Regions from separate parts of the Mus musculus genome. Here region 1 is linked to region 2. A link is a loop called in an ENCODE intact Hi-C map of the cell type or tissue named here. Cell type or tissue: left cerebral cortex. All regions are shown on one strand. Links, peaks and the distances in the headings refer to the core of each region. The heading gives the core; the rest is flanking DNA. Region 1 has its middle 49 kb from the start of Atic. Region 2 overlaps Abca12 (ATP-binding cassette, sub-family A (ABC1), member 12).

Region 1 (6,819 bases), core at 2,661-5,160, 220 kb before region 2:
TATGTGGTTGCTCCCACCAGGAAACTTGGAAGCAACCATAAAATCTACATCTGATAAAACAGGTGTGCAATGTCTGGAAATCAGGAGAGTGGCTACCCTGGGGGTGGGGGCAAGAGGTACAGATGCCATTCTATTTATCTATCCTGGCGCTGCTTATGTCAAGCTCATTTTGTGAGAGTTCACAGAGCTGACGATTTGACCATTAAGGATCTTAGTGGAATTTCCTTTTTATTCCCTGGTATCCAGTTTGCCATAGGAGTTGAGCAATGTCCTGTTGAGAGGAACTCCTCCTCTCAGGGAGGAGCCTCCGGTACAAATGCTGTCTTGTGGAATCTTGAGTTTAGAACTCCGGACCACCAGAATTGCAAGATAACAAGGCTGTTTTGTAGTAAGCCACAAAGCTTAAGGGAATTTGTTAAAGCCACAACAGGAAACTCATCTAAAATTGTTTCCAAGGAAACTAATTTTTTGTTTTAGAGACTACTAGGTACCAGACAGGTTCTGTGTAAGCCGGGATTCTAATGCGAATTTACTTGCACTGAAAGAACAGAAACCTATAAAAAAACAATTTTTTCCCCACCCAAAATAAAATGTTATGCTCTGTTAGGCTCAGTGCTACAAAGCATTGAATTTCCATAAGGAGAACTGTAGAAGTCATCGATTTGGGTTAGGGCCTTATGGTAGCGGTTGTAGTTTCCTATTGACTTTAATCGCAGGAGGTGGTGGTAGCAAGGGATGCTCTAAAGGATCCATCTCCTTCCTGTACAATTTTCCTTGTCTCTTTGTGGAGAAGCACTCAGACTTCCCCTTGGTAATCTGGAGCAGTCACCCTTCCTTTCTCAGCCCGTTGGCTTAAGCAAATCAGAAGCCCAAAGTGACCGGGGGGGGGGGGGGGGAAGCCTGAACACCCAGTTCAACGGGAACACTTGCTGTGTCTCCTGGCAGGAGTATTCCTTTATTGGGAACTAAAAGCTCTACAACTGCTGACCAGTTAGCTCTCTCTCTGCCTTGTGGTTCTATCTCAAATTGTGAGCTCTCAGCTACTGCTCCAGTGCCATGCTTGCCTGCCCGCCTGCTTGCTACCATGCTCCCTGCCATGATGGTCATCGAATGTGACCCTTTGAAACCATACGTCCTAAATGAACTCTTTCTTCTATAAGTTGTCTTGGTCCTTGTGTCTTACCAAACAGTAGAAAAGGAACTAAGAGAAGCTTGATGTCACACTGTCCCTGTAGCCTTACTTGGCTACTAATTATCTACTAGTTGTTAGTCATAACCCCATCAGTAATTTGACAGCCACTTGGTATGTTCCAATGGGATAAAGAGGAGAATTATTGTCTGCAGGGTGACTTCACTCATTCCAAACTGGAAATCATTTTTCAACAACAGTGTATCCCTTTACTTTTGAAGACAGACCCCATGAACTGTTAAAATCTCTAGCTCTGCTCCATGAGAAGAGAATCTCAGGAGAGGTAAGACATGGCTTGGGTAGCAGCTTAGGGCAAGACCATGTCCTAGGCCCTGAGATCAATCCCTGCCCCCCACAGAAATAAATAGATCAATTAATCCAAGATCATTGGCTTCCTGTGTTGGTAACTTTTGTTAAGTTGAGCAATTACCTATACCAGATTGGCCTGTTGGCAAGTCTATGGCGGCATTTTCTTGATTAAAGATTGGTATGGGAGAGTCTAGCCTACTGTGGGTGGTACCAGCCCTAGGCAGGTGGGCCTAGGTTGTTTAAGAATGCAAGGTGAACATGTGAGAGAACCAATGTTTCTCCTTGGTTTCTGCTTCAGTTACCACTTCTGGGTTCTAGCCCTGGCTTTTCTCAATGGTGGCCTGTGACAGTTTTAAATCAGGGTTGGTTTGGGGACAAATCATTCACTATGAGTAGAACATACTCTGGGGCTGGAGGTATGGCTTGGTTTGCACCTTAGCATGCACAAAGCCCCAAGAATAAAGCAGAAACGACGTACTCCTGAAATAGTACCACTCTGAGCACGGAGGGAGGAAGATCAGGAGTTCAAGGTCATCCTTGGCTGTGATCGGAGTCTGAGGCCAGTTGGGGGATACATGACATGATGCTATTACTCTGCCAGTGAAGTGAGCCAATTCAAGCCAAATTAAAATATATTAAATGCAGGTTTATTGGGAAGCTGCCCCCCCAACCCCCAGGCAAACTCACTGGCCCCAGGGAAGGAGGCCAGGGAAGTCACCTTAGAGTGAGGAGAAGGGAAAGGGAACAAGAGAGAAGGAAAGAAAGACAGAGTGAGAGACCAAAATGTCTAGATTATATAATATAATCTTCCCTATATAGGGAAAAACCTCTTGGGGAGGGGCAACCTAGCCCCTGGGCTGGAAAGTTCAGGGTTGGGGACAGGGTATGCCAGGTAGGGACTAAGGCATGCTGGGAGAACCTGGCGTCTAGGTCTGCTTTGGTGTATAAGACATGGACCTCAATCCCTTGTCCCAAAGTCTGAAACCAAACATATGAGCCATTGTCAATCAAGTAAAAAAAAAAAAAAAAAAAAAAAAAGAAAGATTTGGGAGGTAGCTTAGAAGTTAGGAAGGCATAAAATATTGAACTATACAATGGGTGTGTCTGAATCATCATATATGTGTGTGTGTGTGTGTGTGTGTGTTTATTACTATGCTGTTCTAAGTGTGTATATCAGTCATTATTGAGTTGATATCAGGCCAGGACTCATGACCACCAAGTTCTTAGTCAGTCACTGGTGTGGGCAAACCTTACTTATGAACTTTCCCATGGTCCACACGCAGTGGTCATGAGGTCAACCCCATACCTCATGAATACTGTGATTTGAGCTGGAGTTTCTAGACCTGCACACGTGTGCTGGAACACACAGGGTTAGACATCCTCTTGGGTGTCTTTTTTGTCAATGGCCTAACAAAGAAAATAATCTTCCCGTAGATATTCTTACTCTGGTGGCAAAAAGGCAACTATCTACTTATCTACCCGAGATGGAGGACATGGCTCGGCACGGAAAGGGCACTTGCTGCCAAGATGGGTGACCTTGAGTTTGATACCATCTCGCATACCAGCTCCCTAAGTAAGTAAATAAATAAAGGCCTAAGTGACTAAGACCTGGTGAGGAGGTGGGGACCCGACTAGGCTTTCCTTTGGAGGTCAGGGTGGCCTGGGGATGGGAAACCAGGAACAAGAGACAGATGAAAGCTCGCTTGGTGTTGGGAGGCACAGTTTCTGGTTAGGAAGAAGTCATTTTAATGGAACAAGTCAAAAAAATAATAAAATAAAAAAATCCTGAGGAACCCAGTTCCTCCGGAGACTTCAGGCTGAGAATGACAGGATCTTGCCCGTTTTTTTTTTCCCACTATGAGAGTTCTGTCCTTCGTTGGTCCAAAGCTGAGCTAACCAGGTCCTCACAAATTAACATTTTTTTAGGAAAAGCTGAGCCCAGGCAGGCCCTGACCTTTGAGGTAGAAACTCCAGGAGCCAAAAAATGCACAGTCGGGCAGTGCTGAGGTCATCCCTGAGCGTCTGGGCCTGCCCTCCACCTCCCCCAGGTGACCTGGAAGCTGGTCCTTCAGCTCAGCCTCCCTTCCATTGCGCCTGCGCCTGCGCTGCGCCATTTCCCTAGGGTTCCACTTCATCCCTGCTGCTTTGCATTGTGATGGGCTGGGCTGAGAGGCAGCCCTGAATGCTCTGGGAGGCTCTGCTGCTGCAGCCACAAGCGGGAATCAATTAAGCAGCAATTCGGTTCAGGCTCTCAGGCAATGACATAGCTGGCTTCACGCTGACTTTGTTATATATGAGATCCCCAAAGAGAATAATACCTTATCTAAACTTTCATTATATTTTATAGTACAATGACTATGGATCGATAATAAATTTTGTTCTAATATAACATTAGTTTCAGAAGAATTTCCCCTTTTTCTATCGTGAAATCAAATTATAACCATAAAGATAAAAGCTTTCTTCTTAAGAACTCTGTGAAGAGAACAATAGTCTGTTCAAGATTAATATTTTAACTTATTTAAATTATTGCTTGGTGAATTTGTACAATACAGAATTAAATATTCTATTCAGAAACTATACTTGTATGTTTGATAATAGTAACACTTTTTACAACGCTAATGAAACCCTATCTGATATTACTTAAGTGGAATAATTTAGTGTTTTATTAATTTTTTAAAAGGTTAAAAAAGAATGTCAAATATATAAACAAGAATGGAAGATACAAAATGGGAATCAATTATCTTTGTACATATACATTATCTAGCCTTATACACTTGACCTGCTGTGGAGGAACTGATGGCATAGATGTGTTAGAGAGGCAGTCTTTGATCTTTACCCCATCTCTTAGCCTCCCCTCCCCTTGGAGGAAATGACTATCGTGAATTTAGTGTTCCTCATTCCATGATTTGCATATTTTACTATTCCGAGGTAGAAACTCCAGTGTTAGTTTGTGTACCGCCCTATCATTCTCCATCTTTATCTTTAAATCAGAATTTCAGACAGGTACAAGCTGGGACACTGCTAGACAAACATTTAGCTTGGGCTACACAGCCTTCAGGTGTGATATGAGCCCCTAAAGTTAGCAGTGTGTGCACATTTTTATTCAGGGAAAAAGATCCAGTCGCCAATTCCATTTTTGATCTGACTTGCCTGCTACCTTCTTTATTTGCTTTGAATACATTTCTTTTTAATGTTGTAGGCTTACAAAGGGGCTGTACTCCTCTTGCTCATATAAAAGGTCACAGTTGATACTCCCACACCAAGATAAGGTTAACAGAGAAAAGTATTTGATCTGCTTTATAATCAGAGTGGTTGTCTTTCTTCCTCACGTTGAAATTTCATTAAACCAGCTTTTCTAACCACAGTGCATGATTTATTCCCTTTAGTTTGTTCTAAATGGTCTTTCTGGATGCAGCATTGTAAAACACGGATATAATACTCTTGCTAGTCTGATTTCTCATTTGGGGGGAGGAAGGTTTAATGATCCATGGATCGGGCTCTGCGCTATTTAATAAGACTGCAGATACCATTCTGAACGCTAGAGGGCACTACCACAACTAAAAACACAAGGCAGCTCTTTTTCTTTCTTTTCTTTCTTTCTTTCTTTCTTTCTTTCTTTCTTTCTTTCTTTCTTTCTTTCTTTCTTTCTTTCTTTCTTTCTTTCTCTCTCTCTCTCTCTCTCTCTCTCTCTCTCTCTCTCTCTCTCTCTCTCTCTCTTTCTTTCTTTCTTTCTTTCCTCTCTCTCTCTCTCTCCTTCCTTCCTTCCTTCTTTCCTTCCTTCCTTCCTTCCTTTCTTTTTGACGCATGTGTTTTTTACACGGTGGGGGGGGGCGCTTGCATGAGCTTCACATATTTATTTCTGTTTATGGATGCTTGTGTCGAGTTTCTAATGTTTCAAAACCTTCATGTTCAAGCTTTAATGCTACTAGTCTCAGGAAGCACGGGCAAAACAAGTCGGATAGAGATTTATATGGAGTCACCCTGCAGCTGGATGCTGGCTACTTTTCTTGTTATGGAAGTTTTAAGACATCTGTTGTTGATCAGTTAGTTGATACCTTTATTAATAAGATGTTTGATTCTTGAGTTTACATAGACGAAGACAACATCTTCATTTAAGTCTGAAATCCATCTGTCATTATTTTAAGTAATTGTGGTCTGCCATCATCACTGGAGAGCATCCCACATCAGTGTTAGGAGATCGCTGTGGGCATTTTGTATCCTGAGAGCTGAGCTGTTGGGCCTCCTGCAGAAAGCAGCTATTTCATGGGACCTTTTCCATCCTCCTCCTGCTTGCCCGTGTCTGTAGGTGGGCAGCTAAGGGAGGAAGAATCAATTTTCTTTGAACTACTCAAGGGCTTTTTATGTGTTAATTGCCAATTAAGAGTCACGAAAAGCCAATGGAAATACAGTATTCACATCACCACATTGAAACCACTCATATTTCTAAAGCACTTCACAATTCACAAAGGATTATCTGCCCTGAAGTCCAACAATGACCCCTGGATATACAAAGTTAACATAGTTTTCCTAACTATGGGTTGGAAAACCCATGAATTGCAGCGTGACACAGTATAGACTACTGACTACCTTGGCTAGCCCTGGGCATGTTGAGAGTCCAGGGAGACTACAGACCTCCGAGGGGCGGTGCTTCCAATGGTCTTATTATAAAGCTGATATGCTTACCCGTTCACTAATTCCTTTCCTAATTTTTAATAAATTTATCTTTTTGACATTATAGAGCCTGTGAACTCCTTCTTGCCTATCATAAAGAGTCACAGTAGACACCCCATACCAAGAGAAAGGCAGAAGACATTTGCGTAAATTTATTTGATCTGATCTTCCAAGACAGAGGGCCAAAGTAAACTGTGTGCTTAAAATCCTGTATGTTGACTGCACAAAACAATAGGTTTCTGACATTTTTTTTTGCGCATGTATATAATATGCTCATATCTATTCCCATTGGCTTATCTTTCCTGCTCTCTCCCTCTCACTGGGTCTCTTGCTGTTCTCAAACAGTCTCAGTTTTACATTCAAGTCTTAAAGAGAAATCTAGACTTCACATATGAGGGAAAATCTGTGCCACTGACTTCCTGAGCCTGGCTTGTTTTGCTGAATATGGTGATCTCTGGCTCAATCCGTTTTCCTGTGAATGCCCAGATCGCGTTCTTTGGCTGAGCAATACTCCACTGTATATGTAGGCCCTTTATTTGCACATCCGTCCACAACAGCCAAGTGGATCCCATAACTTGGTTGTTGTGAACAGTACACTCTGATGAGCTGGGCGGGGGGGGGGGGGATCTCTGCTGTGTGTCGTCTTGGAT
Region 2 (6,819 bases), core at 2,343-4,842:
TGGTACGTCAGGAATGTTTTCCCAGGTAGGAACCTGCACACATGCTTCTTGTGGTTGTCATTGCTGTAAGTCAGCTAATACACATGCACTAGTAGTTGGCTGGCCAGACTAATCTGTGGAATGGTATAATAATATAAATAACCTGAATTAACCAAATTGTTCAGGTTAAATTTGTCGCTGTGTCTCTTGTCTCACTGTCCTTTTAAAAACAAGTAAATTCAAAATTGTGGGATAGTATCAGGTCCAATCAGTCTTTGCAAATAGAAGCAAAACCTGTGTCTCTTAATGTTATGGATAATGAAATGCATCCTACGACATAGACTGGCCTCTGTCTTTGGATCTCAAGCAGTTATCCTTTCTAACACGTTTAGGTGTTTTCCCACTAAGTGTTATTGATATGTGTGCATTTTCAGTGCACGGGTGAATAAGTTCTATGCTTTCATTTGCACAAAATGTTTATTTAAAAAGTGACTGTCTTGAGACAAAGCATATCAGTGCTGGTGTGGGCCTTGGGGTAGGACCCAACGAATATGGAAAGGAACCCTGTGAGAAAGCTGTGGAGATACAGAAGTAGTTTAACACTAGACCATGGTGGTGATGCTTGCTTTTGTAAATGAACAAAAATTATTCAACTGCACTCTTTAAAATGGGCCAATTTATAACTGTAGTGCACTGACATGGCTTTATCAAAGAGATGATCTTTTTGGCATTAGTTTGTAAACTGAACTTACCCTTTGAAGTTATTTAGTATTACACAAAATGAAGTCATTTTCTGAACCATTCAGGGTTTCATTGTTTAGTTAGTAATCACTCTTTTTCATGTATTCTCATTACAGGGACATATGGAATGGCAGCTCCATGGTATTTTCCCATCCTTCCTTCCTATTGGAAAGAGCGCTTTGGATGCGCAGAGGTGAAGCATGAGAAAAGCAATGGCTTAATGTTTACTAATATCATGATGCAGAACACCAACCCTTCTGCCAGTAAGACAAGTAGGTCAATAGCATGTACTATTATAACAGAAATTATACTAAAATTACATAACTAGTGGGTTTAGGTACATTTTTCTAAATGAAATTATTATCGTCCCTTTAGTCATGGGTGAGTATGTCTACACATATGTGTTTACATCCTTACAGGGACTGAATTGTGCCTTCTTCTGGGCTCATTAGCTCAGTTGGTTAGCATATGCTGCCAATTAAGCCAAAACTGTACATCCCTTTGTGGTCCAGTTAGACTCACGCAGAGAAAAATGTTGTTCCTTGCCCACAGTCCGCATCCCTTACTCTGGCCATCTGCTGCCAGTCATGGGAGTAACCAAGAAACAAAAATGGGTAATGTAGCATAACTCACAGCTGGTGTGAGAAAAAGAGTGCCTTGCTGGTGACCTGGGGTGATGCTATTGTCTCTATAAAGACCCCCTGTGCAAGTGGTGTTGTGGTGATGCCTGAAAGGAAAATTATCTGCATTCTGTAAGCCATAGACCCGAGAAAACTGTGCTACTGTAAAACCACAACTTGGAAACATTTATTTCATAAATTGATAATATCCTTCCCAATCAGAGAACAAACCTTCTGGGTTATCTTTTGAATATTTAAGATCTGCTGGGGAGGGGAAAAAAGAGACTTTAAAATTATGATACTGCATTCGGGAACTGCTCGTTCCAACAGAGAAGGCTGATACAATAAACCCTAGAGAATGTGGTTTTGTAGTCCTGCTCATTGTGTAAGCAGGTCAGAAGGAAGCTAGAGAATGTAATAAATCAGTTGCTTCTGAACTCTTTAAACTTAAAGATCACATTTATATAATCTCCAGTTTTTTAAGGAAAGTCTAACACAGCTCTATTAATTCCTTAAGAGCTTACAACTCTTCTCTTGGTCACTCTAGGTCCTGACTGTGCATTTCCCTCCAACATTGAACCTGAACCTAAAGATCTCCAAGTTGGAGTTGCCCTTCATGGGGTCACAAAGATCTATGGCTCAAAAACAGCTGTTGAGAACCTCAATCTGAACTTCTACGAAGGGCACATTACATCACTGTTGGGGCCAAACGGAGCTGGCAAAACCACAACAATGTATGTTATTTTTCAACTAAATGTCAAAGAAGGATATTATTAATGAACAATAGCTTTTTAAAGAATAAGGACTTAAACAAAGAAGAAAGCAGAGCTATTATGACCTATGGTTCATATGGTTCAGCTTGCCCAGGAATGAAATGAAATCTATCCCAGCGATTCCACACTGAGCTCTAAGTCCATCTTAGGCCAGCACGGGAGAGGTTTATTTGCTGCATTTAGTTCTGGCTTCGCCTATGTGCCTTAAAATGTTTAATTCAGTATAGTTTTGAGATAATAGTAAGTATACTTGGCATGTCTTAGATCAGTGGCTCTCCATATTCCTAATGCTATGACCTTTTTATACATTTCTTTATGTTGTAGTGACTCCCCCCACACCATAAAATTATTTCATTGCTACTTCATAACTGTAATCTTGGTACTGTTATGAATCGTAATATAAATATTACATATGCAGGATATCTGGTATGCATCCCCCAAAGGGGTCGAGACCCACAGGTTGAGAATCACTGTCGAGCACAGCGCACTCTGCAGCACAGAGGTGCATGTCGAGACAGGAGCTGTTGGTAGGGTTCGCTAGTACCATTCTGTTCAAACCACACGTGCTCTCTGGCTCATCCCTGGTCTTGGATCTGTACTGCTACATTGGTTAGTATGTCCATCTTTATTTGTATTTCTACCCAGGCCAGGGATGAGTCTGAGTTTGCTCACCCTAGCCTGAACACAGAGCACCCTCTGTCCTGCCACAGGAAGCATTCGCCTTGATTCATGGAGAAACAAAGAACCCCCAGCATCATATAGTCAAGGTCCAAAGCAGCACATGAGCTGTTCTGTCTCTCAACTGACTGTCCTGTGTCAAGATAAAGGGAGGATTGGGATGCCAGGATTCTTAGGTTATTTCACAGTTTGAATGTTTGCTTTGATGTGGAGCCTCCAGGGTTCTGCCAGTGCATATTTGCCATCAGTGTTAAGATGCTGTTAGACTCAAGCCCTTAAGGACATGTCTCACTTTGTCCGCATTCTGTTTTTAATCATCTTGAGTAGGCTCAGTGACTGCTCAAATGCTGGCACCAATATATTTTTCTAAATACCTAGAGACAAATGAAGGTCGTGATAAGAGTAAACATGCAGCCACTTATTTGTACAACCCATTAAAAGCCAGGGTTGGCGCTCTAGAACGGAACACTTATAAAGTACATTTTTCAATAGGAAATAAGAGGCCAGGGGAGAAAAGAGAGAGCGAAGGTGTTTGATGAGGTTACAACTTCAGCTGAGAATGCCCTATTTTATTGGCCTATATATATAAACCTTTAAATATCAAGAAGAAACGTGTTATTTGTATTTTAATGGATGGTATGAGGAAATTACACACTATCTTGATTCATTATTTAGGACTATGAGAGACTGGTGAGAAATCTGGTCCTTCTCTAGACCTTCTGTGGATTATGTTCTAATGGGGAGGAGATGGTTTCTAAATAACTTCCAATTGATTAATCACTTGAAAGGTGTTGAGAGTTTTCTAGGTCAAAATATTTTGGCCATTATACAGAGAATGGCTCTGTGGAGACCAAAAGAGGTAGGAGGATCAGGAAGCAGGTGTGCGGTGATGTGATGGCTGCTGCCCCCTGGTGGTAGCACATGTTGATGGTACGACCAAGAGACAAAGATGCAAACATGACTTCTGAAATACGGTTTTGTCTCCAAAATAGCTAGACTAGAGGCACACGCCATTATGCCTGGCTCAATATTGTTTTTAAATGTATTTGGTGCATTAAAGTTGCATTTTAATTTTTGAACTCCATTTCGAAAAGAAAAAAAAATATTTTGAAGACTTTCGAAAGAAAGAAAGAAACAAAGGAAGAGGGAGGGAGGGAGGAAGGAAGAAAGGAAGGTAGGAGGGGAGAAAGAAAGAAAGAAAGAAAGAAAGAAAGAAAGAAAGAAGGGAAGGGAAGGTAAGGGAAGGGAAGGGAAGGGGGAAGGAAGGAAGAAAGAAAGAAAGAAAGAGAGAGAGAGAGAGAGAGAGAGAGAGAGAGAGAGAAGGAAATATAGTTTTGTGCAAACAGTATATTAATTTATCAGCAAATGATAGAGGCAAAAGCGTTTAGTACCATGGGCAGACCATACTTAGTTTGAGGACCTCGTAAGGCGTCTTATGAAGGTGAAGCATTGTCTGTTGGATTCACAGCACACATCTGGGTGTAAGTGATAGCATCTAGTCCGGAGACATAAATTGGAGATTTGCCAGTATATAAATAGGATTCCAAGGAAACACAGTAACTCTCAAGGAGAGAGTGTCCCTTCAACTGGAAAGGCCCCTCAGCTTTAACACCATTACCACCACCACCACCACCACCACCATGTAGTATTCACACAACAGCGAAAACAACTGAAAGCTTAAAAGTCAGTCCCATTTCTTTCATTTCTTCTTAATGTGTTTTTCTTTCACAGCTTGACTTCGTTTGAGGAGAGGCATTGCAAACCCCCTCTCCTTTGGTCAGCATATGAGTTACGCTTAGTCTTGCTGTCTAGCTTGAGTGATTGGTCCATATCTAATTTCTCACATCCTCATTTCCAGCTCCATGCTGACTGGGCTGTTTGGTGCCACAGCGGGTACCATTTTTGTATACGGAAAAGATATCAAGACAGACCTGAATACTGTTCGGAAAAACATGGGGGTCTGCATGCAACATGACGTCTTGTTCAGTTACCTAACCACCAAGGAACACCTTCTCCTGTATGGCTCCATCAAAGTTCCTCACTGGACCAAAACACAGCTCCATGAGGAGGTTAAAAGGTGAGTTAGTCCAGAAATAAGAACACAACTGGCTAAGCTCTTCCAAGGACATATACCATGTTGGGCAAGTTCTGGTAGCAATAATGATGGGAAGCATTTTGCTTTGCTTCCTACCTCTCTGATAACATACACATTTAGCATTATTATCCTCTCCAGACAGTCATACACGCACTGTTCAACTCTGCCCTGGTGCCTTGTATGTTGACCCAGATCTTTTGTTTTCACTTCTGCCTGGGCACGACATCTCATAGCCTCTTAAATGGACTTCCTGCTACTGCTCTCCCCAGTCATGGATTCTTATCAGCGAGTTGTCAGAGTGAGCTTTGTCAATGGCAAATCAGACCATGTCATTCCTGCCACCACTTGAGTGGCTTTTGCCACACTTAGTATGACATCCCATAATGTCATTAGCAAGGCCTACCAGACCACACAAAACATGCCCTCCATCCCACATCTGACTACATTGTTTCCCATTCTCTATTTACTCTGGTCTGGGAATATAAGCTACTCATACACTTGATTATTCACAACTGATTTCTGCCACAAGTCCTTTTGTTTGTTTTTCTTAACTTACCATATGTTTCCTGAGAGCCATTTGGACACTCCTGGCCAAATGAACACTTTCCAGTCATTGCTCATCTGACTTTTTAGTTTATTAATTGTGTGCTGATTACCACTTGTTATATTATAAATATTCTTGAGATTATGCTTATCATAGGAATTTCTTCACCCTCTGCACACATGTGCAAACAATCTCTTTATGAAAAAGATATCTTTCTATTCGTTGCTCTTTTCTATGACATAATCTGATACAAAAGTACAATGTTCTAACTATCTGTCAAACAAGTGGACTATATACTCTCTTGTGGTTTTTCTTTTCTTTTTTTTTAATTAGGTATTTTCTTTATTTACATTTCAAATGTTATCCCCTTTCCTAGTTTCACCTCCGAAAATCCCCTAACCTCTCTTCCCTCCCCCTGCTCCCCAACCCACCCACTCCTGCTTCCTGGCATTCCCCTATACTGGGCCATAGAACCTTCACAGGACCAAGGGCCTCTCCTCCCATTGATGACCGACTAGGCCATCCTTTGCTACATATGTAGCTAGAGCCACGAGTCCCTCTATGTGTTTTCTTTGATGGGTGGTTCAGTCCCAGGGAGCTCTGGGGTTACTGGTTAGTTCATATTGCTGTTAGTAATTGTTAGTTCACTCAGGATGATGCCCTCCAGGTCCATCCATTTGCCTAGGAATTTCAAAAATTCATTCTTTTTAATAGCTGAGTAGTACTTCATTGTGTAGATGTACCACATTTTCTGTATCCATTCCTCTGTTGAGGGGCATCTGGGTTCTTTCCAGCTTCTGTCTATTATAAATAAGGCTGCTATGAACATAGTGGAGCATGTGTCCTTCTTACCGGTTGGGACATCTTCTGGATATATGCCCAGGAGAGGTATTGCTGGATCCTCCGGTAGTACTATGTTCAATTTTCTGAGGAACCGCCAGACTGATTTCCAGAGTGGTTGTACAAGCTTGCAATCCCACCAACAATGGAGGAGTGTTCCCCTTTCTCCACATCCTCGCCAGCATCTGCTGTCACCTGAATTTTTTATCTTAGCCATTCAGACTGGTGTGAGGTGGAATCTCAGGGTTGTTTTGATTTGCATTTCCCTGATGATTAAGGATGTTGAACATTTTTTCAGGTGCTTCTCTGCCATTCGGTAATTGTTAGTTCATATTGTTGTAGTAATTATTTTTGTGACAATAATTAGATGACAAATGACAATAAACCGTATCATGTTTTCGGGAACTGTATTGCACCTCACTGAAGACGTATCCACTGATTGTGAACACAATAGCACCATTCACTATTTTTTTCTTGAAGGACTTTAAAAGACACTGGACTGTATAGTCATCGCCATAAGAGAGTTGGAACGTTGTCGGGAGGAATGAA

Evidence for each region. Peaks named below come from ENCODE experiments on the same cell type or tissue, not always from the same donor. Only the 100,000 strongest peaks of a DNase experiment are listed, where the experiment ranks them.
Region 1: a loop joins it to region 2, with 8 times the contacts of the local background. A loop is called at or near these places in 22 of 42 quality-filtered maps.

The regions. Positions count from the first base shown.
Region 1 is chr1:71,504,260-71,511,078 of GRCm38, reverse strand. No RefSeq gene overlaps it. Among named protein-coding and RNA genes, the nearest start is that of Atic, 49 kb to the left of the region's middle. In left cerebral cortex, for the core only: a CTCF peak has its summit at 5,009 (motif pointing right); DNase peaks (open chromatin) are centred at 3,625 and 5,009.
Region 2 is chr1:71,286,587-71,293,405 of GRCm38, reverse strand. Abca12 (ATP-binding cassette, sub-family A (ABC1), member 12) reads left to right here. Exons shown (of 53, transcript NM_175210.3): 26 at 1-25; 27 at 837-992; 28 at 1,888-2,074; 29 at 4,650-4,868; 30 at 6,751-6,819. Among named protein-coding and RNA genes, the nearest start is that of Gm39659, 37 kb to the left of the region's middle. In left cerebral cortex, for the core only: a CTCF peak has its summit at 3,699 (motif pointing left); a DNase peak (open chromatin) is centred at 3,703.